Regions from separate parts of the Homo sapiens genome. Here region 2 is linked to region 1. A link is a loop called in an ENCODE intact Hi-C map of the cell type or tissue named here. Cell type or tissue: psoas muscle. All regions are shown on one strand. Each heading gives the region's core, and the rest is flanking DNA. Links, peaks and the distances in the headings are about the cores only. Region 1 holds the start of MEGF10 (multiple EGF like domains 10). Region 2 overlaps MEGF10 (multiple EGF like domains 10).

Region 1 (10,787 bases), core at 4,881-7,380:
AAAAGAGTTAGAATGATCATGGTGAACAATAATGCAAAATGGTAAAGAGAGACAAAAGGTAAATTAAAAATTTCAGGACATTCAGATATGAAGAATGAATGAATGACTGAATAAAGAGATTAGGAGAGCAGTTAAAAGACTTCCAAAGGTTGGCAGAAAATGATACAGGCTTATGCTAAGCTAGAAAAAGTTCATTTCAGAAACATAATTTTAAAAGAAGACAAATCAACAGAACCCAGTGAATCTTGTATTAATTCTTAAAACTAAACTAATTATTAAAACCAGATACTGGGTACACACCCTTGAGAAACTGAGAGTAAAGGCAGTCCTCAATATTGCTTCGTTTGAAGTCCATCAATGTGGATATTTGTACTACATCTATTGATGCTACTACCTCCCTGCCCTGTGTCATGATGACACTCAGATGCCAGCTAATGAATGAACTTTTTATGTTGTTTATTTTATGGTGCAGCTGCCCTAAGCCAATAGTTCAATTTTTGCAGAATCACCATCCTTGTCATTACCCAGAGAATTATTCATTCACTTATTCAAATGTTACTGCATATTTTCATTATTACAAAAAAGTGAATGGGAAATGGGAAAATTAAAAGCCTAATAGTAATTATGAGAAGTGTTTGTCTCATAAACTAAGTAAGACAAAGGTAGAAGTTATTAGACATGCCAAAAATGGCAAATCTTTTCATCTGAATCAGACATTTATTGAACTTGAGCTGGTCAACTGTTATTGAAATGAGGAGAAAATAACCAAAATTGTGTAAAGTTTAAAGAAAGAAAAATTAGAAAATGGAGTATACACTGAATGCTGTGTCTAAATAGCAAGATATAATTAGAGATTTCATAATATATTTGGCTTTCTATGGCCAGAATCCCCTATAATATGTAGGCTTTTATACAATCTTCAGACCTATTTTCAGGAATGTGTCCTTTCAGGAAAGAAGGAAAGACAGTATTGAACCAGTCACCATGTTTCTGATCAAATACAAAAACAGAAGCAGAAGTGTTTTATAAATGGAAAAGCACAGAGCAAAGTTGGTTTTTATTGGCATTGGCACTTCCTTTCCAGTGCTCTGACACGTCATTCCAAAAACCAAACCAAAACCATCCTAAAGGATAAGCTCAGCTCTTCATTATACTGCCTGCAATAATGTTCAACATGTAACATTAATTCAGTGGCATTTGGTGTTTCATAAGTCCTCTTAGGATATTCTGTCTTGTCCTTTTTCTACTCCAAGTTATTTATTATTATTATTATTATTATTATTATTATTATTATTTGAGACAGAGTCTCACTCTGTCACCCAGGCTGGAGTGCAGTGTCGCGATCTCAGCTCACTGCAACCTCTGCCTCCCAAGTTCAAGTGATTCTTGTGCCTCAGCCTCCCAAGTAGTTGGGATTACAGGTGTGTGCTACCACTCACGGCTAATTCTGGTATTTTTAGTAGAGACAGGATTTCGCCATTTTGGCCAGGCTGGTCTAGGATCCCTGGCCTCAAGTGATCTTCCCACCTCAGCCTCACAAAGTGCTGGGATTACAGGCGTGAGGCACCATGCCCAGCCCCACTTGAAGTTATTAACTTCCTAGGCTATGTCTAGCCAAACTGGAAATTCCCAACTGGCTTTTCCACACCCTCCATATGTATACAATACTGTCCCAACCACTTTGTCTGCTAAGAAAATGTTGACTATCATTCATCCATTTACTTTTCTCCAACATTCTCTAGGCATTTATTCCATAACTACTATGGGCCAGCCACTTGTATAAGAGCTTACAATAAGGAATGATGAACTCACCAATCTGTTAGGGATAAACATTCAGATAATAAATATGGCTGATACAATGTGATTATGCTATATTAAATCTATCCACAAGAATGGGAACTCGCATGAGATATCGCTAAGTTTATGAGATAATTGGGAAAAACTTCAGAGGGAAAGTCTTCAAAGGGATTTGAATAGTGTCTTAAAAGATGAATGGGTGGTAAGTGGTTGGTTAGACAGGAAAGAGGGTCAAAGACATTTTCAGAGGAAGGAACAGCATATACAGCTGGGTCATGGAAGAGTGAAAGTGCACAGCGTATTCTTGAGATAGTAACAAGATCAAGATCAGTGGGAGCTGGAGAGCTGGGGACCAGAGAAGCAGAAAATAACCCTGAGAAGTGCTGCAAAGGTGGTCTTGTGTATAGCGGTAAGGAGGTGAGACTTTATGCTGTAAGCCAGTGTTTCTCCAAATGTGATCTGACGTCAGCTTTACCAGGTTCACCTGGAGATCTCAAAATGCAGATTACTGGCCCTTACTTCTGGGGTGAAGCCCTGGAATCTATATTTTCAACATGCACCCAGGTAACACTGACATTCACCATCCAGAGAGCTGCCAAAGATTTTTAAACAAGGGAATAACATGATCAGATTTGCATTTTAGAAATACACTATTAAACCAAGCAGACAATCACAAAGAAGGTAAATTCACTGCTGCTAAATGAGCATGTGACTTGAGTTTTGCATTAGAATCACCTGGGGAACTTGTAAAAATGCAGACTTCTCACAACTCACAGAAGACTTACTACTTCTAAATCAAGGCAGAAGGGATTAGGGTTTGTATAGTTTGAACCATACAAAATTGCCATTTATTTAGGTCAAAAATGGTCAAATATCAGCAATTTCTCATAGTTCACTCTAATATTTTAACAAATCTCCCCACTTCATGCTTCTGGTATAAACCAAAGTCTGAGAATAGTGAAAGACAGACAGAGATAAACGCTTTTCCCTTTTCATTAATTATCGATGTTGTTACTCACTTTGATGAATATGCAAAGATGGAAGTAACGTAATTTATGTACCTAAAACAAATGTTAAAAGAGAAAAGTGGGGGTTCAAAAACAGCCACCAATGAAGTAAGGCAGCTAATTTAAGGATTTTGGAGCCAGAAGGAACACTGGAGGTTATTCTACTCTTTCCCCACCTCTCAACACAAGTTTATACATAATAAAACTGATGCCTAAATGGAGAAAAGCAATCTGCTTGAGGTCATAGGGAATATTTTGTTCAATTTCTCAATGATACGTGCTTTTTATGTGCTCTTATGAGCATTTTAACAGGTATGGAAATTGTGTAGCTAAAAATACTTGGGATTTAATTTATAGAGTGCTAGGTCACACACTTGAAATGGGAGGAGGCACATAAAGCCAATACTCATGCATAGCCATTTTTAAAATATAAAACCTAAAACAGTGCTTGACATGTAATAGATGGTTAATAAATACTTACTGAACAAATGAGTGACCTCTAAAAAATAGGTTAAAGAAAGTATATTAATGTAAAGGATTTCCAAGGAGGTATACAGGCTGTGAACTGAGTGTAGATTTCCCACCTCCTCACCTGTTCCAAGTAGTCTTTGGTGCCCATCCATGACCCACCACCCTATAAATTCCAGCTCTGCCATATACACCTTTATTTTTCCAACTGAAAGTGCCACAACAAAAAAGCAATACAAAGATCATGTCTGAGCTAAGTTTGACAATAGGTGGTAGTGAAGCTTACAGATGAGCACAGTCTTCAAAGTCCATCCAAATAGGAATAATAGCTAACACTTACTGACAGCTAATAGAAGCTATACTAGAGGGATACAACAATAGTTAATGCTAGCTATACAATAATAATAAAGCTAATTTGTGCCTACTATGTGTCAGGCTTGTTAGTCCTTCACATGCATTAACTTACTTAATCCCTTTAACAATTGTCTGATGTAAGTGCTATTATTATCATTTTGATTTTACATATGTGGATAAACAGATTAAGTAACTTACCCCAAAATCACAGAACTGAAAAGTGGCAGAGTTGTGAGCTGAACCCAGGCTGGCGGGTGCCCAGAGTTTACCAACTGAACTCTTTGAACTCTCAGTGGTAAAATTAAAAGTTCCCTGCAAGCTGACCTCTTGGAGCACTCGTGTCAGGAAGATGACATTTCTGGATAATATAAATTGGCCCCAGTATTTCTGTCCATAAGGAATGAAGCATTTTTATTTGGGAACCCTATACACAAAGTGAGACCCAGGATATAAAGGAGTAAGGCAAGAAGAACAAGAAGAAATGTCATTCTCTTCTGCCTTGGCACAGCATGGTTATCACAGCCTAAGAACAATAATAATGGCTAATTTTGGCTAATAAGATCTCCAACTTTGACTTTCTCCTAAATAATGTGGGTCCTTGCGTGAGGATATTTTCTAAAGAAGCAGCAAAGATATTGCCATCATTCATTTGCTCAGTGGTGTCACTAAGAAAAATACTTCCAGAAAGAAAATTAAGGCCAAAACACTTCCTTAAACCAGGCGTAAAAGTCCTCTAACAAGGAATTTAAAAGAAAAAGATCAACACCGGATTTATCTTTCTTAAGTAACTATCACTTGAAAAACCGTCCCTCCCAGCACTCCTTAAGGAGCCAAGCATACTGACAAGGCCCCTTTGGTCTAAGACTGCGACCTCACACCCCTACTGATCGCTGAGAACTCAGGAAAGGGGAGCATCCCGCCAGCCTAGAGCGTTATCTGCACAATCTGAATACCAAGGACGGGAGAAAGAGAAGTTTAGAAAACAGTGAAGATCCCAGAAAGGAAGTTCAACTGACCTAGAAGAAAGGGCCCAGCTGAAACTGCCTTTCAAGCTCAGTCCGATTCCCCACAAATCTCCCTACATCCAGCTATATCGCCCGGCAAAATGAAACAAACACAAGGTAAGGCAATACAAGGGCAGGAATTATGCAAAATAAAATGCGTAATGAGGATGTCTCTCCATCAAAAATACTCCAGGATTTTCCTACACAATCCCATGTAACAAAACCAAATGCAAACAACAATAAACCCTTAAGAAGCGCATGAACAACGCAGACTGAGCCCATCTCGCCCCACCTCACGCCGCACCCCGGTACCCTGGCTAAGGAAAATGTGACCCCCGCCCATGAGAAGCCTTCCGGCGTCCGGCCAAGGTCCAGGAGCCGCCGGAGTTGAGTTTGCCCAACTCTTACCCAGGTCCAGAGATCTTGAGAATCGCAGCGCAACCTTTTCTCCCCGGTCTTCACCCAAAGCCAGCCAAGACACAAAATCTGTTCCAATCAACGCGGTTAGCGTCCAAGCAGCGTCCCAGAAGAAAGCAATCTTTGGGAGTCTTCTTTCAGGCGTAAAGGTGGAGAAGCGGGAAAGAGGAACGTCTCAACGCGTTCCCAGTCGCCCAGTTTTGCGCACCGGGAAAGTACTTGCTGCAAACTTGAACAAGGTTTTCTCTGTCTGGCCCGAGATGCTGGAGGGGGTGGGGGCGGGTAACCCGAGCCGGGGCCGGGATTCGAGCAGTTGCCGCTGCTGCAGCTGCTGCTGCCGGGGCAGTGGCCGCTGGGGGGTTGTCGCTTGGCGCCGCGCGCAGTCCCTAGCGCAACATGCAGGATCTTCCCGGCCTGACTGCTGCACCTCGATCGTGAGTCGCCCCTGCCTGAGCGGCTTCCACCGCCTGGTGGGTGACCCCGCCAAAGGCCTGGTCGCGAAGTTAGCAAATGTTGGGGTCACCGCAGGGGGTGACCGAAGGGGTGTCAGAGTGGGTGCCCGCCTGATTCCCAACCCACGTTGGGTGCAAGTCCCTCGGCAGAGTCCCTGGGAGGTGTTCTAGACCCTCTGTAAGGATTTGTGGGACGGTGGCCGGCGCCCGAGCGGCCAACTGGAGTGGACGGCGGGTCCTCAGTGGTGTCAGGGGAGAAAGCGCAAAGGTGGGACCCAGAAAGGATGGTGATTAAGCCGTGCCAGAGAATGTGATGTGGCAGCAAAGTACATGGAAAGGTGGGGCGGGGAGGTGAAGGCAGAGGGTGGAGGGTGGGATAGTCTGCTTTACCATGGAGGGGCGGAGAGAGAACTCCCCGGACGCGCAGGAAAATCCCCCCAGGTCCTCGGAGGCCTCGCGCGGCAATTTATTGGGGAATGGCTCCCTCTGCCGACTCGCCGAGGAGGCCCCGGGAGGCCCAGTGATGGAATGTTAAAACCATGAACGGGCTTTTCCATTTGTGGGTTAGACAGGACATGAATTCTGGAATCTGCTTCTCTGACTGTCCATCTTCCTCTTCCAGACTAAAGAGTTTTCCAGCTTTTACAGGACCCCAAAAGATACAAATTTGACTGCTGCAAAGTTCTTTCTTGTGTCGTTGAATTCTATCCCCCTCTCCCCACAAAAAAACAAAAACAGGTTTAAGCCCCATAACCACTCCAGGTAACCATCTCCTACCAGGCTTCTCTTCCTCCCATTAATAAGAACTCTTTCTTTTTAGAGAGACTTCAAGAGCGTTCGAGTCCCTACTCAATAACGCTCCTGGAAAATAGTACAGACTCCATATTATGTTTGAGTGAATAAATGAATGGAATGAATGAACATAGATATGTTTGAAGCCCCTCACCATCCTCTTTACTCTCCCTGGAAATACACAGGGGAAGACTGTTTTGGTGTTTGTTTATTTGTTTGTTTAGCAGTCATCATTGCCCCTTCTCTGGTAACAGTACCTCCATTTTTCTTTGAGATACCATCCCTGCCACAAGGACAGCAGTCTGGGTGGAAGGTCAGTCAGGATGGTCCAGCTTTTCCCTGTCCAGAAGAGAGCAACTGACCTCAGCTAAGCCCCTCAGGCCCTCTCTGCCAGGAGTTGGAACTTTGATCTGGGCAGCACAGGCACAAATAATTCTAGAGGTGATTAATCCATATGGCTGTTTTCTAAGGAAATTGGCTGTTAGTTCATGCCACTTATTACCCAAAGATATTTTGCTTTATGAAACTTGGTTGCCCCACTTTCCTTTTAATTTTTTAATCAACTTTATTGGGGGATAAGTTACATTCCATATATTACACTCATATTAATTATACAGCTTCATGAGTTTTGAATAATGTACACACCCATGTAACCACTGCTTCAATCAAGATAATGAACAATTCCATCACCTCAGAGGGTTGTCTTGCACCCCTTTAAAGTCAACTTCTATCCCACCTCATATTTGGCCCGCTTAGCTGTTTTCTGTAACTACAGATTAGATTTGTCTTTTCTAACATTTCATATGAATGGAATCACTTACATATTCCTTTGTGTCTGACTTCCTTCACTCCACACAATGTTTTTGAAACTCATTAATGTTGTGCCTGTATCTGAAGTTTGTTCCTTTTTATTGCTGAGTAGTATTCCATTGTATGGATATACCACAATTTGTTTGCCAGTTTACCAAATGATGGACATTGGGGATGTTTTCAATATGGGGTTATTATGAATAAAGCTGCTAGGAACAATCTTTAACAAGTCCTTTTGTGGACATACATTATTATTTTTCTTATCTTACAGGAGTAAAATTATTATTACAGTAACTGTGTGTTTAACTATATAGAAAGATGAACTGCTTTCCAAAGTGGAAAACATTTTACATTCTCACCAGCAAGATATGATAATTGCTTCACATCCTCATCAACACTGGGTAGTTTCTGTCTTCTTATTTTTGCCATTCTAGTAAGTATATAGTGGTATCACATCGTGGTTTTAATTTGCGTTTCCTTACTGACTAATGATGGTGACCATAAAAGATGTTTACCAGCTTTTCATGTGCTCTCATGCCACCTGTTCTTTGATAAAGTGTCTGAATTTATTGCCCAATTTTTAATCAAGTCTTTGGATTCTTATTATTGAGTTGTAGGAGTTCTTTATATACCAGGCATTTGTTAGATATGTATATAACCAATATACACTCCCAGTCTGTTTCTTGTCTTTCAATTTCTTAATAGTGTCTTTCAAACAGCAGTTTTTAATTTTGATAAAGTCCAGTTTATCAAGCGTGTTTTTGTGTGTGTGTGTTGTACTTTTAGGTTTTACATAAGTAATCTTTGCTTACCCCAAGGTCATGAAGATTTTCTATGGCTTCTTATAGAAGTTTATAGTTTTAGCTGTTATATTTAGGTCTACAATCTATTTGATGTTAACCTTTGTGTATGGTATGAAGTAAGGGCTGAGGTTCATTATTGTCTACATGGATATCCAGTTGTTTTGGCACCATTTGTTGAGAAGATTATCTTTTTTCCCATTGAGTAACTGGATACCTTTATTGAAAATCAATTGGCCATAGATGAGTGAGTCTATTTCAGGATTCACTCATTATTCCTTTCATTTGATCTATATTTCTATTCCTATGCCAAAACCATACTGTTCAGATTGCTATAACTTTATAATAGGACTCCAACTTAGATGTAATAAGTCTTCCAACTGTGCTTTTATTTTTTTTCAAAATTTGTTCAACTCTTCAGCTTTTGTTTTTGTTTTTATTTGGTTTTCATCTTCCATGTAAATTTCAGAATTTGCTTGTCAATGTTTTAAAAATTCACTTTTCTAATTGAGAGTGCCTTGAATCCATTGATCAATTTAAGGAGAACTGACATAAAAATATCGATTCCTCTAACCTATGAACATTTATCTCTCCATTAATTTAGGTATTCTTTAATGTTTCTCAGCAATATTTTGTAGCTTTGAACATGGCAGTATTACACACAATTTAAAAAATGAATCCCTAAGTATTTTATTTTTAATATTTCATAAATGGAATTATTTTTGAGTTCTTGTTTCCAATTGTTCATTGCTAGTATGGAGAAATACAGTGGAATTTTGTGCAGTACCCTCACATTTTGCAACATGGCTAAATTTACTTATTCGTTCTAGTAGTTTTTCTTTTTCAGTTTGCTTAGGATTTTCTACATGCTCTGCTTCTTTTATTTATTTGTCTTGCCTTATTTCACTGGATAGGATGCCCAGTACAACATTGAATACAAATGCTAAAATTTAGTATCCCATCCTTGTTGCTCATCATAAACCAAAGCAATCTGTCTTGTACCATTAAGTAGGATGTTAGTTGTAAGTTTCATTAAACTCCCTTTATTAATTGAGAAATTCCTTCTATTTATAGTTCACTAGAAATTGTTTATTTTACCATGAGTGACTATTTAATTTTGTCAAATGTTTTTCTGTATCAGTTGAAATTATTATACGGTTTTTCTCCTTTTTTCTGTTAGTTAACTGAACTGCTTATTAAACTTGCCTTGCATTCTTGGGTTAAAGCTTACTTGGTCCATGTAATGTATTATATATTTGATATACTGTTGGATTTGATTTGCTAAAATTTGTTCAGGATATTTGTGTCTATACTCATTAAAATTATTGGTCTGCATTTTTATTTTCTTGTTATCTCTTTGATTAGAAGTTCATCAATTTTTAAAAATCAATTCAAAGGATCAGGCTTTAGTTTCATTGATTTTTTTCTATTACTTACACATTTTCTACTTTGTTGATTTTAGCTCTTACCTTTACTATTTCCTTCCTTCTATATACATTAGATTTATTTTTCTCTTCTTTTTTCTTTAATTTCTTAAAGTCAAATTTTTGCTTATTGATTTTTAGATTTTTTTCTTATACAAGCATTTAAAATTATAAACTCCTCTCTAATAATTACTGTAACCATGTTCCACAAATTTTGATAACCTGTTTATATAGTTCAAAATATTTTTTCTTTAACCCATAGGTTATATAGAACACTGTAATTTAATTTCCAAATTTCAGGGAATTTTTTAGGTATTTGTTTTATTGATACATAATGTTTTACATATTTGCAGAATTCATGTGAAAATTTGTTACATGCATAGAGTATGTTACAAGGGGAGCATCTCGGGTATTCATCACCTTGAGCATTTATCATTACTATGTGTTAGGAACATTTCTAGTCCTCTCTTCTAGCTACTTTGAAATTACAACACATGGCTGCTAACAATAGTCACCCTTCTCTGCTACTGACCATTAGAACCTACAACTTCTATCTAACTGAATATTTATACTTATTAACCAACCTCTCTTCAGGTCTCCCTCTCACTCACACACTCTTTCCAACATTTGGTATCCATTATTTCACTTTCTACCTTCAAAAGATCAACTTTCTTAGCTCCCACATATGAGTGAAAACATGTGATATTCCTCTTTCTGTACTTGGCTTATTTCACTTAATGTCCTCCAGTTCCATCCATGTTGCTGCAAATAACACGATTCCAATTTTTTATGGCCGAATAGTATTCCACTTTGTGTATATACCACGTTTTTTAATCCATTCATCAATTGATGCATGCTTACATGGATTCCATCTCTTTGCTATTATGAATAGTGCTGCAATAAGCATGGGGCACAGGTATCCTTCTGATACATTGATTTCACTTCCTTTGATTAAATACCCAGTAGTGGGATTCAGATATATTTTTATTTATTTTAATTTAATTTTATTACAGCCAGCAAGAATAGTTCATCTTATTTCACTGCTTTTAAATGTGCTGAGACTTGCTTTATGGCAAAAATATGGTCTTTCTTGGTGAATGGTTCATGTGCACCTGAAAACAATGTACAACTGCTGCTGCTATTGGGTAGATTGTTCTAAAAATGTCAACTGGGTCTCATTAGTTGACACTGTTCATCAAGTCTTCTATTTCCTTACTAATTTTTACTATCTTTATTCTGAACACTACAACATAACTAATGCAATCTTAGATTAAGTAGACTTTTTTGTTGGTGGTAACTATATCACTCTGTTAACATAGAATTTATAATCTACTAAAATTCCAATTATTTTTCATATTTGCTATTAATCTTGACATCTTAAAATATTATTTGTATTTTTAGTTGAGAATTTCATAGTAATATTATAAGACTATTCATTTAGGTCTATCAAATTCCATTTTTG
Region 2 (10,787 bases), core at 5,183-7,682, 120 kb before region 1:
TTCAAGTGATTCTTCTGCCTCAGCCTCCCGAGTAGCTGGGATTACAGGCGTGTGCCCCATGCCCAGCTAATTTTTGTATTTTTAGTAGAGATGGAATTTCACCATTTTGGCCAGGCTGATCTTGAACTCCTGACCTCAAGTGATCTGCCCGTCTCAGCCTCCCAAAGTGCTGGGATTATAAGCGTGAGCCACCATGCCTGGCCTAGGAGTTATTCTTGATAACTTCTTCTGCCTCATCACTAGAATTTAACCATTCTAACTCCAAAATATATTTTGAATCCACCCACATCCCTTTATCTTTACTGTCCTCATTCTGCTCCAGCCAATGCCATCTATCTCCTCACCTCCTGAACAGCCTTCCAACTGTGCTGCCCATCTCCACTCATGCCTTATCACCTAAAGAGTAAATCATATCATTCTCCTTCTTAAAACTCTGCAAAGGCTCCCCACTACCCTTAGAAAAAAATCCAGACTGTTTAATATAGCTACAGTGACTATACAATTTATTGTCTAAACCAGGGCATTTTTAAGAGTGAAGAGAGAGCTGCTAATAATTATACTAGGACAACAGGCCTAAACCAGACTATCCTTGTGAAACCTGATATACAATCACCCTAAATACAGCCCGTGGGGCCTCATCATCTGGCCACTGCCTACTCCTCAACCTCTTCTTTCATCATTATTCTCTCTTTATTGCTATGCTTGACCACATTGGATTTCTCCTAGTTTGTAAAAGCATCATTTTTTTTTTTCAATTTAGGGGCGTCCACATGGGCTATTCCATGTTCTTAGGATGCAGTTTCCTTACTCTCTGCCTATCTCTCTCCAGTTTGTCTTTCCAGTCTCAGCTTAAACATCCCTTCCTCAAAGAAACCTTCCCTGTCCACCCAAATTGAAGGTAGGTCTCTCCACTTACACTCTTCCTTACCACCCTGATCCTTCTTCCCATCTCACTTTTCACAATCTATAATTCTGTTTATTTTTCCAGTCCTTTAATGTCTTCTTTCTCTTCTACACTGTGAGTTCCAGGAGGGCCAGAATTAAATCTGTTTTGCCACCTTTCACGGGCACATGGTAGGCCCACAGTAAATGCAGATTGAATGAATAAGTGAAAATGCCACAGGTGATACACAGCGGATGTGACTCCAGGGATCTAGCTTTCCCACATTAATCTGCTTCTCCCTGACATCTCAGAGTCACTGAACAATGTTAAATTATCCTCAGTATATATGTATACAAAGGGGAAGATTTCCTCTAAAATTCGTTTTTAAAATGTCAAAGTCTTGGCTTAAAGGAAATAGCCATTAATCACAGAGAACAACTCATGAATGTCACCATGTTTGTGATGATATTGTAAGTGAACGCACAGACCAGGAGTCAGCATTTACTGGGCACTGAGTAAGTCTCAGCAATGTGCTGAGCACCATTTAGTTCAATCCTCACAGCCATCCTAGATGGTATGATCCCATTTTATAAATGAGAAAATAGAGGCCTAGAAAGGGTAAATTATTTATTCAAAGTCTCACACAGGTAGTGAGGCAGAATCAAACTTGAACCCAGGTTTGCTTTTATACCAAAGAAAAGGGAGGTTTGCTAACAGCCTGCTGAGGGGACCAGACATGAAGGACAATTGCTAAGATTTAGAATTTGGCACATATAAAGGGGTCAACAGGATCAGTAAAAACAAATATTGTACAAAAAACGGGAAATTTTTAAGTTTACTTCAGTAAGTCCTTACATTTGATAAAGGGAAAAGAAATATTTCAAGTGATAGATTGGTTTAAGTAGCCTACCTTATCTTAACATATTGTAAAACAAATGATATTTTTGGTAGAAAATATTACTTTACATTGAAAAGTAGAAAACAGTATTCATGGTGTAGACATAATGTTAAAGAAAATAGACAATTTGGATGACAATGAATTCAACAAAGCAAGAGGCAGGCTGAGAAATTGATATTCAATGCCCCCCAGTGAGTGTTAGTGCAGCACACTGGTTTTCAGACTGATTGACACCAAAATTAGTATTCTGCAATTTATAATTAGATGTAGGAAGCTAGAGCACTTTGGAGGCATTTGATGGGTTCTCATGCAGGCAGCTTAATTGGTAATGAGATTTACATGTTGTTGTAGAAGCAGCAGTTTGGAGGTTGAAGGGTGATATACTCATTACCTGTTTTCTGTCTAAAGAACAGATTGCTTTGTGTATATGAAAATAGGATTATACACATATGGGAATAGTTGTCATTTTATAAACACATATAACTATATACATATATTCCAGGAAACTGTTTAATAGTTGAATTACAACAAAAGTCCAATACTATATAATATTGGCTGAAACAGAGTCATTGAACTTCTTTTTATTCATTTCCTTAGATGTTATTAATGATCAAATATAATGACAATTACATGACATTTGCAAATAGGCACATCCGGATTGTCCATGGCTATTAAATGTCTTTATTACCAAAAGCAGTTAATCTATCTCTCTATATTGCATGTGGAATATTATTAAATCTCAAATTTTATTTTCTTGTTCAAAATCATTTCCACCATAACAGTTAGTTTTCAGTTGAAAAGTCCAGGTCACAGTGAATATCTTTAGGCTCAATAATACTGCTAAAGTTTGAAATACTAATATTACTTATAAATATATTTAAATTCATTTCAGCTCCATGATAGATTGCAAAATAAAAATGTCTACAAATTCTTTGCAACACCTCCCATCGAGAGGTGGGGTATGTTGAATCTGGACTTGGTTAGATGACTTGTCTTATCTAAAGGGGTATTAGCGAACATGACATAACCAAAGGCTTAAAAAGTGTATGTTGGGGGTCTGTACTGTCTTCTGTTTTAGAAACCAGTCACCATGTGAAAAAGCCCAGGCTAGCCTGCTAGATACTGGAGATGTGTGGCTCAGTCAGCCCCATCACCCAGCCAAATGCCAGACATGTGAGTGAGGATATCCAGGACCAATTAGCCTCCAGTTGATCTGCCAGCTGAACACAAGGAGACCAGCAGAAGAACCACCAAGTTGAGCCTAGCCCACATAGTCAAGCAAAAAATCATCAGTTAGTAAATAATTGTTATTTTACGTCATTGGGTTTGGAGTAGTTTTTTTGTTTGTTTGTTTGTTTGTTTTTTAATGCTGCAAAAGCTACCTGATACAAACCCTTACCCAACTATATGGCTAAAATATATGTCAATGTGTATATCCATAGAACTCAATATGTACCTAAAGACAATGTACATTATTAATTTACACTGTATTTGTTATCTCATTAATTATAATGGAAGGCTTTAGTATATCATAAATTATGTAACAGCAAGGCTCCACTTGCTTGATAAATGCTAATGTGAACAAACTAGACTTTCAATTAATACAAGGATTCTATGCCTTTTGGTTTGAAGGGACCTTGGGCTTCCAGGAGTTTTACACATAGAAGTTTAAGATATAAGAACTAGATAGATGGCTCCAATGATTAATTCAACAAGATAGAGTCATATAATCAACATTAAACTTGTTTTAATAGAAATTCGTAAAAGCTAATCTTTAAAAATACCTTTCATGATTTACAAAATCATGAAAAGACTGATTTTTTAAAATATTCGGATTATTTGGTATACAATATTAGACAGATTTTAGTGTTATTGATCTATGTAATTGTCAAAAAATGTCATGTACTTCTTTGTTAACACATATATGCTTAGGTACATATGACCTATGTCAAAATTACCACAGTATTGCCATCAATTAACTAATTCTCCACTTTGCACCTTGCCACTACTAATATGGTATCCAATTCCAACAAAACCAACATGCTCTCTGCTTCTCCAATTCTTCTCATAGCAGAGCTCTTCCTTTGCATAGATTTATTATTCCATTTGATTTCAGTTGTCTCTATGTACAACGGAACAGCACACTGGTGTAATGTTCTTAGTTGTCACTACATGAGGCTTACTTTTTGCTGCAATAAGACTTATACTGTAGGAAAGGGACCCAAATTCATGACTTGTCCCTAATCCTGCCAGCTCCTTAAATATTAGAGAGTTGAAAAATAAAACCCTGTGGAGATTATTCATTTTTATTCCCCCAAATATTTACGTAAACTTGTCAAGTAAAGAAAGGCAATATTTTCCAACGAAGAAAACCAAAGTTGACTAATATGGCTTACAAAGTTACTTGAATCATATTGAGAATACACTTCTTTCATATGTCCCACTAAAATGTATTACAGCACACATATGCGCGCACACACACACACACACACAGAGTGCAAACTCTATATTTTTGTTACTAACAATGGTTTAAAGAAGAGACCAACCACACGCTTTTGTTTACTTTTAAATTCTATGCATTTGGGATTTGATGTGGCTATGAGTTATCTTTCAGAAGTATAAATGAAGTAACAGCTGTGCTGAATGCAAATAAAGTAATTCTAGTAAGATCTGAACTGCTATATAACGCACTACATTTTTGTCAAACTCAGCTTTTCCAGCAGTCTGCAAAGGAGGCCCAGAATTCTAAGTTATGTGTATCTGGTCCCTGGGGGAGGGAAAGAAGAAACAGGGGTAAGAAGACATTTTCAGGGCAGACAAGGTACAGTAGGGTGGGTAGGATCGTGGTTTCCTGTTCTCAAATTCTTGGAGAGGTTTTTGAGCTAAAAGTCCCTTGTGAGTTCTATGTCAGAGTAATCAATTCGAAAAAGATATTTCACATGTGACAGCCACATGTGAAACACTTTCACAAAACTTCCACCAGTTCACTTCCTCTCTCTAGCCTTTTTTTTTCTTCCACAGATGTGCTGTCGAATAAAAGATGCTGCAGTAAGAATCACTTTTTGATATTTTTGCATACTAAATTTGGCTAAACTCCTTGTCTCTCATTGCATCTTTGCTTCTAAGGGAATGTCACAGAATCCCTTGCTTAAGGGAAAGTTCTACTAACCTCAGCAAATTTTGTTTTTATCAGTGGTCATTAATAGAGAATAGAATTTGCTATCCACCAGTAACCATTGAACAATTTTAGCACCTCAAATGTAGACCATCACACATTAAGTTAAAATGTCTTCCTTTTACTCGGCGATTCCTGCCCAGAGTAGCCTAGAGGCAGGAGGGGGCTTGGGGTGAGAATCACTCTATCAATCCCTCCTTCCAAATCCTGAAAACCAAGGTTAAAACTTTCACAGGACACGTCCTTCCAGGGGAAGCTGACACTCACCTATGAGTGTTTTCCAGGTGGCAGGGACACCGTTTGTCACATTTGATGCCGTAGAGCCCCTCAGGACACAGGCGTGCTTCGCAGCGCTCGCCAGCAAAGCCTGCTTCACAGAGGCATGCGCCGCTCACGTGGTAACACTTCCCTCCGTTGACACACTGGCAGGTCTCAGCACAGAGAACGCCATAGGTCCCAACAGGACACTCATCCTGGCACCTACCAAGCAAGAGGCAGGAGCAAGAAGAAAGATTAGTTAGTGCCATGTGAAAATAAACAGTTAATTTGGAATGGCTTTGTTATGCATAAATCGAAGCTGCTTTTTGCTCTTGCAATTATTTAGTGATTGTCCCATTACACGGATGAAAAGCGTTAAGATACATTACTCTGGCTACATATTGTAGTAACAGCAGCATGACCTGTAGAAAACAAAAACAAAACAAATAACAACAGCAACAAAATGAAACCAAAACAAAAATAGGAGCTTAGGACATGAGGCATGTTTACACTTAGTGCTTGCCAAAGTTACATAGCACTTTAGTAGATACTAAGAAAATGGGAAAAAAATTTTCAAATGTTAGTCCATAATTATGAAATTTCAAAACATACTTTCCCAATTCCAAAGAGAAAACTCTGTGTCAAATTTGAAACTAAATTTTAATTCTCTTGGCTTTTATGTGGACATTAATTTTTAATCTTAGCCACGTTTTTACTCTTACTTAAAGCTGAATGGTAATCATTCCTCCTCAGTTAGAAAGTTCTTTAACTAATAAGCCAAGTCCTCTTTAGATCTGGGAAACTCTGAGCTACCAAAATCAGACGTCCTCGATTCCAACATGGGAAGTGCCTGCCAGTAGGAAGGCTTGGAGTTTTCTAACACGAAATGTTTGGCTAGTGGGGTATTGCCCTCTGTTGGGAAGAAGGGCTGCCAAATGGCAAGGAGTAAAGATCAGCCCTCAAAAATTCACTTCATTATCTTTTTAAAAGTGGCATTGGAGCTCTGTCCAAGAGAAAGGATATGCTCTAGGTAAGACGAATGAGGTGGGAGCTGAGTTGCTAGAGGGAATCGAGATAGAAAAGAGAAAATGATCGCTCATTGCTCCATGGAAAGCACAAATAGTTCTTAGACTAGCCAAGTTTCTTTTTGACTAGGCCAGGTGACTGGCTCTCTGCAGCAGAAGGGGAGCTTTCTGCCAAGGGAAGGAGACAGGGCTTTGCCCAGCCGAGCACTTGCCGCAAGAAGGGTACACTTTGTCTCGGCAGCCACTTCCCATGTGGCTCTCAAGTCAGGCCAGAACCAGAGTCAGAAATGTAGGTCAGCCTTGCATTTTTTAGATCTGTATCATGTGAGCAGTAAGGCATAATAACAAATTCAAGCACACTTAAAAGAAGCAGAAAAGAAACATACTTCAAAGAAATAGTGTTTCCACAAAACTTTGCATATTTTTAATGATAGGGTGCAACAAGTAACAATACCAGGGTGGGAGGAATTCTATTTTAGTGTAGAGGACAAATCTTGATACTTTTTTTTGAGACAGGGTCTGCCTCTATCACCCAGACTGGAGTGCAGTGGTGCCATCATAGCTCACTGTAACCTCGAACTCCTGGGCTCAATTGACCCTCCCACCTCTGCCGCCTGAGTAGCTAGGACCACAGGCACTCGCCACCATGTCAGGCTAATTTTTAAATTTTTTGTAAAGATGAGGTCTTGCTATGTTACCCAGGCTGGTTTCAAACTCCTAGACTCAAGTGATGCTCCCGCCTCAGCCTCCCAAAATGTTGGGATTATAGGAATGAGCCACTTGGACCAGCCCTTTCGATGCTTTTCTGGTTACCTCTGGCTCTAGCATATATTTAATGTGATGGAGACAAGGAAAAGAATCTCATGTAAATTTAGTTTCACAGATTCTAGACATCTTCAGGTGTATTTGTTAACAGGTAAAACCTTCAACTGCTCAACAAACCATTAGAAAAGTTATGGAGTAATTGACCTAATACTCAGCATAAAATAAAACGTGTGCCTAAAAGTTATACATGGGTACACCTATTTTTGGACCAGAGTGTATTTTTAAAAGGTGCTCTTTATTTTTAACCTCTAAGAAGCTTCAATAAGCTAAGTCATTTAGTTTCTTCCTTAAAGATGTAAACTTTAAGGAAATAAATGCTTAAGTACAATAATGTGGTCTCATTATGGCTCCTACTGAAGGCTGTCAGGACAACTTTTCAACCTGTCTGTTAGATTTTCTTGCAAGTCAGTTCCAAAAGGAAAAAGGTAAAGATAAATAATATCATTTTCTGTCTCCTAAAAGGATTTGAAAACAAACCCAAATGTTAAGTTTTAAACTATCTTCATTATTTCAACTTGGTAAAAAGCACAGCTTTAAAAGTGGTTGAAAGTAGTATAGATCGGAAGCCTGGGAAATTATCTGTTACCAAATTACAGGGAACCAGTGTGTATATTTTATCATATCTTGGCAGAGACTTCCTTTCTCAGGAAAAATAAAATCTATAATAGCTGGCCTTGACCCACATTTACCTTTCTAACCTACAATTAAACACACTACTAGTTTGCATTATAAATATAAAACAAAAAGTCCTATTTGAATGTTACTTACTAAAGCAGCCATTATTTAAGCTGGATTCATATTCCCATTTTATGTTTTGTCAATGTTGCACTTGTAGGACAATCCTGTTAATAATAGTTATGTCTACTTCTATCTGCCAAAGGAAAATGGTAGGATATCTTTCTAGAAGTATATATTCTCCATCTTGAAAATAAACATAATCATGAAATAGCTGATGCCTGTCTGATTGGCTGCATTAAAAGTCTTTATCAAGCAGTTTTATCTCCTTCTTGGTCTCTTTATCTTCAAGAAGCACCATTTCCCAACAAATTTTATGCCCTTAATGCTGCTTCTGCGGTTCCAAATGGAACAGAAGCTCTCAAAAATCAGTGAAATAGGAAATGCATTTTCTTAGGACAGATAGCAGAAAAGTAATAAAGATATAGCAATAAATATCAGCCACAGTAGACATATGGAAATTTGGGGTTTCCAATTTTTTTACATTTCAAGTAATGTCCTGGAATTGGTAAGAATGGATAAGCATTAAGTAGAGATAAAGTATTAACACATCAATTCCCAAAACCAGTGAGGGTCATAGACTGGTTTTAATATTGTTTCTATTATTATGTTGTATGTCATTGTGAACTTAAGGAAAAAAGTAAGTGAGTTAACGTGTAAGGGGTGACAGGTACCGCTTTCACCCCTGACCTTCTGTGCATGTCCTTCCCTAGAGTGATTTGAATAGTTAGGCCAAACCATGATTTAGTGTGAAAGAATCACATTCTTCATTAAACCTGGAATCTACGAATCAGCTGCCTACCTTTCTAACATCCGGAACTGCTGCTCTGGGGGAAATGTAAAAAGCACTGGGAAAGAGCCAACATCTCCACGCTCCTAGACACAGGAAAGAGCTCCTCCATTGACGACCAATGCTGCATTCCCCCAATTCCTGTCTATAATTTTTGACTTCACCTCCTTTCACCCACATTTATCTTCACCTTTAGGGTACTATGGAACACAGACTTGGCAGAGCTGTTTTGGACTTCACCTTAACAGAGTTCATCACTGAGTCATGCATCCCTTCATCCAGCTAATACTCACTGAGCACCAATCATGTGCATGGGCCCCTAATAGGCTGTCGCAGGGCCCAGAGTGATCCTACGGCAGCACTATCGGCATTCGAAACTCTTTTAACCCCTTCAGAAGGTGTTTTTTAAGGATCTGGAAACCATTGTCTCTTCACTCTTACTTGACTGTGTCATGTTACATTTACTCACCACAATATCCTCTCAACCTTTCCACAAACCCCAAAGCCTTTTATTTGGGCAATCTATGCACTACTCTGCCAGCCTACAGGGTGTCTGTTTGGATTTTTCTTATTTCTCTCTGGCGGGGAGGACTGTCCCCACATCCTGGGAATTCTGTGCAGGCTCCTAGGGCCAGCAGCCCTCTGCCCTAACCTCACTGATCAAATTTCACTGACTTCTCAAAACAAGGGAAATGGCAAATTAAGACCCCAGCCTATCAAGGCCTTTCTCCCCACACCTCCCGCCACAGACTGACTCATGGCCATTCGTTGTTGTCCTTTCATAGTGACAAATGTGTTTGTTGTGTACATGTGTTAACTATAGAGCCCAGACAGGGATAACAGCTGAAAACAGGAATCATGTCACTGGCTCATCAGAAAAACAATAGTTACAAGAGCAGCAGGTCGAGAAGCAAGTTCTCTCTTTACTTCCCTTCTCTTTCTCTGGCCCCTGGCCTTCCTTGGCTCAAATGTAAAATTCATCTGAAAATTAACTGTTATTCCCTTTCCCTGTACTCCAGATGAAATAGGTATAAGCTCATTTGCCTTGTATGTTTATTGTTCTTGTGCTACCTCTAATTTGAAATTTAAATCCCTAGAGGGCAAAAAAAAATTATATTGCCATTTTAGTGGCCTAAAATATGACAAGAAACTATTATTAAGATAGTGCTTGGTCTTGTGTCTCCCTTACCCCAACTCATTTTTCTATAATAAGATGTTAAATGGATCCAGAAATTATCTAACAGCCTAATCTATCCAAAATACAACCTAAAACCAGGATGTCAGTTACAAAATCTGAGTAGTCCAATTACATGTTATAAAAACTGTGTACTAAGGATGTCAATAATTCATTGCATGAAAAATTAAAGGAAAAATATGTAATTATATTAGCAAAAGAAAAAAAGGCATTTAATGAAATTAAGCAGCTACTATTAACAAAATTTTTAATTAAAAAAAGGGATTTAAAAAACTACTTAAGAATGAAGAAAATAATTTACTAAATACCAATAGCAAACATGAGACTATACTGAAGCCATTCCAATAAATTTGGAAACAAGACAGGGATTTTTACTTTTACTGCTGTTTGTCAACATTAATTTGGAGGCTCAAATTTATGCAATAATTCAAGGAAATGAAATAATCATTATACATATTGAAAAGAAAAGACTAACTTATGTTTATTTGTAGATGATATGATAGTATAACTAAATAACTCCAGAGTTTGCTAAAAACAACATTAAAATTACCTTGAAAGTTTGGTAGTATGAATAAATTAAAAAGTAAATAGTCAAAAGCAAGTTTTTCTTCAACCAGAAATATCCAATTACAGGCAGAAATGAAATTTTAAAAAATTACAAAATACTCAGAAATAAATTTAATAAGAAAGTACAGGGTCTAAGTTGGAGGCAGGAGGCAACAAACATGACAGTATCTTATTAAAAGTCATAAAATTAGACCAAGATTTAGAAAGAGAAAAAATAAGGGGAAAAAAGTTGAGGGAATTCTTAATTCAAAGACATCATAAAAAATAATGATAGCTAATATTTATGCAGCTTGTAAACAGCACTCAAACTGATAATCACTAGTATTTACATAGTTCATAGAAATTGCTCTAGAATAATAAAATCTGATAAGTTCCAGGGCTGTTTTAAATGTTTTAACACACTAACTTATTTAATCCTTACAACCCTAGAGAGAAG

Evidence for each region. A loop is a pair of places that touch in the nucleus more often than their neighbours do. Peaks named below come from ENCODE experiments on the same cell type or tissue, not always from the same donor. Only the 100,000 strongest peaks of a DNase experiment are listed, where the experiment ranks them.
Region 2: a loop joins it to region 1, with 2.7 times the contacts of the local background. A loop is called at or near these places in 3 of 110 quality-filtered maps.

The regions. Positions count from the first base shown.
Region 1 is chr5:127,285,308-127,296,094 of GRCh38, reverse strand. It overlaps MEGF10 (multiple EGF like domains 10), which reads right to left and starts at 5,299. Exons shown (of 25, transcript NM_001256545.2): 1 at 5,039-5,299. LOC105379199 reads left to right here and starts at 5,359. Exons shown (of 4, transcript XR_007058921.1): 1 at 5,359-5,517. In psoas muscle, for the core only: a CTCF peak has its summit at 6,003 (motif pointing left); DNase peaks (open chromatin) are centred at 5,404 and 5,964; H3K4me3 peaks cover 1,219 bases; H3K27ac peaks cover 435 bases.
Region 2 is chr5:127,405,038-127,415,824 of GRCh38, reverse strand. MEGF10 (multiple EGF like domains 10) reads right to left here. Exons shown (of 25, transcript NM_001256545.2): 9 at 5,224-5,436. Among named protein-coding and RNA genes, the nearest start is that of PRRC1, 110 kb to the left of the region's middle. In psoas muscle, for the core only: no CTCF peak of the experiment used is centred there; a DNase peak (open chromatin) is centred at 6,454; H3K4me3 peaks cover 1,472 bases; H3K27ac peaks cover 1,904 bases.